2 separate regions of the Homo sapiens genome follow, and region 1 is linked to region 2. The links are chromatin loops, found by intact Hi-C in ENCODE. Cell type or tissue: HCT116. All regions are shown on one strand. Each heading gives the region's core, and the rest is flanking DNA. Links, peaks and the distances in the headings are about the cores only. Region 1 has its middle 540 kb from the start of MIR5702. Region 2 has its middle 590 kb from the start of MIR5702.

Region 1 (2,937 bases), core at 219-2,718, 55 kb before region 2:
TAAATATCACTTCAAATCTGTAGCTAATTTTTTTTTTTTTTTTTTTTTTTTTTAGTTTTGTGGGGAGATTAAAACCACAACAAGAAAGAATAACCTGCAACATGAGTGGATACTATGGTTGCAAAAGTTATTTAATATCCATATTTCACAAATATTCAGCAAAAGATTTCTTAACAAAATTGAATGACTTTCAAATGGACTTATTTTGAATGTTTTAAAAACTATCAATTTTACCTGAAAACAACCAATTATTAGCTGATTTTAATAATTGATCTAGAGATTATATTTACAAAAAAAATATTATGGAGCCATTACATAGCATTCAAAGTCATATCACTTCACCATTAACTGAGATATAACAATTTGGGGCAACATAACATTTAATATTCTTGAAATTACCTAAATAAGACCATTTGTAATCAATAATACATTTAAATTTTCACCCTGTTGAAACGGTGGCCAAATACATGATGATTGGATGCAAAGTGCTGTGAGTTCCATAAGACAAGCATTTATCCAATATGATAAACATCAGTATAATAAAGGTATCAGGAAATTTCTAGAAGTAATCGATGATCTGTTACTCTTTGGATGAACATTGACTTGTGTTTAGGTATTAGGAATATGTGTGTGTGTGCATATACATATGTATGTGTATGTGCGTTAACGCTACACAAGATAAAGATTGTTGAATGCAAGTATAAGATTTAAAATGTTTAATTTGCATTGCTTTGTCTGCTATACATATATATTTTTAGATGAGCAAAGCTTAGACAAATTGATTTTTGTTCATATTAATAAATAACATAGCATAAGTATACTTATTTTTTCTAGTTTTATCAAAAGTTTTTCAATTTAGAAACAATTTAATGACAAAACTAAAATATTGAAACTGGACTTCAGAACAAAATCTAATCTTTTAATCAAAAGCAAACAACTAGTTTTGGCTTGAAATGTAAGACATAATGTGTATTTAACCATGCTTATTTAGGTAGAATGTCTTATCTGATCCCAAGTCTACCCCTGATTTTTCTGTGAGCTCCCAAGTTCCTATTTCCATTGCAAACTCTCATTTTCTATAAAAATGTGAACTAACCTAAATGGTTTTTCCATAGACAAAGGCCGTAAAGTCACAAAACACTGTGCCATATAGTAATTTTTAACATTTTATTGGTGTAATCAATAGCAACCTGTATTATGACTTCTTTTTCTCTTGAACAAAGAATTTTTGAGTCCCAATCAACTGAATCTTTGTGATTTTCCAGCCAAATACTTTTAAAAATACCAATTAGCCAATCTTAAAAATTGACATATAGCTGCCATTAACACAGACCTTTTTGTTGTGGGATTTTACAGATATAATATGACACTGAATCCCTGAATGTTTGACCATTAGGAAAGCATAACATTTTCATAACGTTTTTATCCACTTATTTGTCGACTAATCTAATTGATTATTCTCCTGTAGCATTTTATCCTGTTTATGAAACTCTTTCCTTAGCCACCTTTATTTTGCAAGTGCATGTCATAAATTATAAAATCAATGGCATAGCTTGTCTGGCACCCGTAAAATTGATAGCTTCCCTTTCTTTTATTAGCATAATCTGCCAATTTATTATGAAAGAGTGAATGGCATGCTTGTGATTAGAACTGGTCATGACAGGTCACTTGAAAACATATTGATGGTGTATGAGACATGCTTTTTAATTAAAATGTAGGTCTGAGCTGGCTAGGCAAACACCAGTTTCTCCTTACTCATCACATTTATTGAGTCATGTATTTGCTTATTTATAATATTTTAAATTAACAATGATGAGTCAGATTAGCATACAGAAGACATGCCCCAGAGAAAAACAGAAAAAAAGCGTGCTATTTTACTTAGGACAAGCAAAAGCATACTGCCTGTAAAAATACTGTAAGAAGGTGAGAACATTAAAAATGATAACTCGAGATGTATAAAGTTTTACCAGATTTGCCAGTCACTTTTAAACCTACCCCTGTGTATTTGCTTAATATCCACTCAATTGTCTTAAGCAAGAACAACTCCCCCACTTTCACCCACTTTCTTTCACAAAGTTATAACTTAGGCAAGAGAGTCCCAACTCCAATTGCACAATATCCTCAGGGTTACTGTGAGCTCAAAGGATGTTGTGAAATCCTCGAGGCAAAATTAATCGTGATGTGACTTAATTTTTTAAAGTGAAATGTGTACCATAAAGTACCCCTAAGAGGAGGCTTAGTGGATGATGAGGGAGGTAATGAATACAGCAAACGATTACAGGGTGTCAGAACAGCAGGACTGGGGTGGCTGGCAGTGACTACTACTTTCATCCCACAGACATCTGCGGGTGAGGGCAGCAGATGAAAAGCCGTGCATCTTCTCTGTAATTTGTATTGCCACAGCATTCCATCTTGGCCACACGATTCAGTCACACGTACTTTTGTTGATTCAGAAGAATTTCCAAAGGACAAGCTTGCACTGTTCTTGCCATGAAAGAGAGTTCTGCTACTTTTTGATGAAATTGAGAGTTAGGGTCTGGCTTTATGTTTGTTTGTTTTTGCTTGTTTGTTTTGGAATACAATCTATGATTTCTAAGCACCCCCTTTTACTTTTATTTTTACTACTAAACAAGACAAAAATATGGATCCAGTCTAAATAGGACAAATGAGAAGCAGGGGGCAAGTGTGTTTTGCCCCTGGTAGTATCTCTGACTTCTTTTAGATTTTGTGAAGTGATTGTGACATAAAAAGAATTCAAAACAATGTTTTTAAATAGAGTAGAATGCACTCAAAGTCCAGGTGTGATAGGGTAAGCATGCTATTATTTTTTGGAGATAAGTTTTGAAATGATGAATAATCAATTATAGCTATTTAATGGAGGTAATAAGTGGATCAGGTTGCTACCTTAAGCTGACATATTAATCTTTTTCAAAATCC
Region 2 (2,937 bases), core at 306-2,805:
TGATGAAACAAAAGATAGAAGTTGGTGCCATATATCTCACCTTTCTTAATGCACAATAGAGATTTCTAATAGATGGCAGGAACTCTGATTTTGCAAATATGTTTATATCTGTTTTATGTTACTGAAATTGCAGAGTAAAGAGTGTCTTTGATTTAAAAGAGCAGAGAAAAGAAAATAAGAAATTAGCAAAGGAGGTAGAAAGAACAGAATGGAAGGCAGGAGGGAAATATCTATTCCTTTTCATGATTTCTTCTAAGCTCTCTTTACTATTTTTGCCACTTCTCTTGTCATCCACTTAACTAGTTCTGCCTCCAAGTACATGATGAAGTGAGAATCTATTAGGCTGGAAAATCCCAAGGCACAACTGGCTGTTCTGCATTCACAATGTGAGCTGACTGTTAGTTATGGCCTAGCTGAAAATGACAGCAATTCTCATAAAGGCTATGGCTTTTTGATATAAAGCCAAGAGTATGTTCCCCTGCACAGAGCTGCTTGCTTTCTCTGGCTACATCTCTCAAATAATTCTGGAAGCATAAAATTTAAGTTGACTTTTAGAAGTAAAGGTTGATGCTAGGTCACAGGATGCCTTGTGAATTGAACAGTGGTTTTATATACACACATACACACACACACAGACACACACACACATATATTATATATAGTATATAGGAACTATTATTAGCTTGGGGCAGTGGTGCACACGTATATTCCCAGCTACTCAGGAGGCTGAAGAGGAGGATTGTTTGGGCCCAAGAGTTCAAGGCTAGCCTCAGCAACATAGTAAGACCCTATCTCAATAAAAAGAACTATTATTGTTGCTAATAATAGTGAGGAGTAGCTATTGTTATTAATATAAAGAGTGATATGAGAACCGATTAGCTGTGTGAATATAGAATATGGACATTGTATTAGTTCATTCTCCCACTGCTATAAAAGGAATAGCTGAGACTGGGTAATATATAAAGAAAAGAGGTTTAATTCGCTCACTGTTCCACAGGCTGTACAGGAAGCATGGCAGCCTCTGCTTCTGAGGAGGCCTCAGGGAGTTTTACTCATGGCAGGAGGCAAAGTGGGAGCAGGAGCCTTACATGGCAGGAGCAAGACGGAGGTGGTAGGAGGTGCTACACCCTTTAAAATGACCAGATCTCATGAGCACTCATTCACTACCAATTGCCTACCACCAGAGCCCACCTTCAACACTGAGGATTATAATTTGACCTGAGAATTGGGGAAGGACACAGATCCAAACCATATCAAGCATGAAGATCAGTCACTCAGCCCTGAAAAGGGTAGGTAGAAGGTGGAATGGGCAGACACACACACACACACACGCGCGCGCACGTGTTTATATGTATATTACCATGTTCTATGGAGATGTCACACACACATCCATTATACAGAAGACTATATATATATGTGTGTGTCTGTGTGTGTGTGTGTGTGTTCTCCTGTATATGGATGCGTGTGTGTGGCATCTCCATAGAACATGGTAATCAGAACTCTTATTTCTTCAGCATAAGTTCTAAGTTAAGAGCTTTCTATCTCTTAATCCTTTTGCATTCTGTTAAGAAAATGGATTCACTGGCTGGAATTTACAAATTCTTTAGTGTGTTCCAATTGTGTACCCTCTTTCACCTCTTTTTTGATTCAAGTGAATCAGCATTTGAATTATTGCTAAAAGGAGACTAAGTGAGGATCGGGCATCCTGACAAGTGTGGACATGAAAGAGGTTGGGAAAGTACAAGGGAGTCAGGATATCACTTAATCATGGATAGAATGGGGGGATTAAGGGCTGAGTGATGGCAGGACGTTTATTTCAATTGCAGGCTTTAACCATCTGAGACTCTGGGCTGGGAAGTAGCTCCCAGAGATCAATCAGTCCATCCCTCTGCCTCTGGGCAGAACCACACCTAGGTAATTCCAGACAGATGAGATATACTTCCACTGGGATTGCTCCACAACTGAGGCCTTACCAAAAAATACTCCTGCACTTGAATTACAAATGACTCATGAGCTTCAGAGTCATGATGTTGCTGTCATTTATAGCTTAATTAGTACCCTTTAAACCACATCATATTTTACTACATTTCTCATTGTCAGTTATAACTAATGGAAATAGCCCAAGCCATAAATGATTTTATTATTTAAAATATTAAAAGGAATAAGCCAGACACACAATGTTGGTTTCACAAATTATAGTAGTAAGATTTGTTTCAAACAGAGACAAACTATATACAAATGCTCAAATGCTAAACCTAGCCCATACTACTTAAAATGATAGAGAAATGAATCAGTTCCATTTTTATTAGTAATTATTAGAAGTCATAATGAATGAATTTATTTTAAAAATTAAAATACATGAAAAATATTATAAGAAAAAGCGAGCGTCCCAGCATTATTGTTTATGCTAACAATGCTTTATAAAGGAAAATAAGATAGTCAAGCTTATCTATTTATCTATTACCTATATATCATCTATCCATCTATTTAATCTATCTTTCAATATACATTTACGTCCATTTTTAAAATTCTAGGTCAACTACTGCTTTTGCTTTTTTGTCCACATCCTCACTAGCATTTGGCCTTATTTATTACTTAAATAAACTTTGTTCTTTATGAGCAGTTTTAGGTTTACAGAAAAATTGAGCAGAGAATACAGAACACAGACATTTCTCACATACCCACTCACTCCTGACAGTAGCACTGTTAGCACCTTGGATTTACGCCATTTTACTATGTTTGTAGTGGTATCTCATGTTTGATGTTGATTGTCTTTCATAGGCTTATTTTCTATGTGTATATCTTCCTTGGTGAGGTGTCTTCTCAAATCTTTTGCCCATTTTGTAATTGGATTGTGTGTTTTCTCACTGACAACTGTAATATATAGGGCTTTGGTAGTATGGCCATACGGTACTGGGGGAGGAGAAGCCTTCTATA

The links. Peaks named below come from ENCODE experiments on the same cell type or tissue, not always from the same donor. Only the 100,000 strongest peaks of a DNase experiment are listed, where the experiment ranks them.
Region 1: a loop joins it to region 2, with 5 times the contacts of the local background. A loop is called at or near these places in 2 of 110 quality-filtered maps.

Annotation. Positions count from the first base shown.
Region 1 is chr2:226,118,016-226,120,952 of GRCh38, reverse strand. No RefSeq gene overlaps it. Among named protein-coding and RNA genes, the nearest start is that of MIR5702, 540 kb to the left of the region's middle. In HCT116, for the core only: no CTCF peak of the experiment used is centred there; DNase peaks (open chromatin) are centred at 1,712 and 2,252; H3K27ac peaks cover 2,500 bases.
Region 2 is chr2:226,062,843-226,065,779 of GRCh38, reverse strand. No RefSeq gene overlaps it. Among named protein-coding and RNA genes, the nearest start is that of MIR5702, 590 kb to the left of the region's middle. In HCT116, for the core only: no CTCF peak of the experiment used is centred there; a DNase peak (open chromatin) is centred at 1,859; H3K27ac peaks cover 2,500 bases.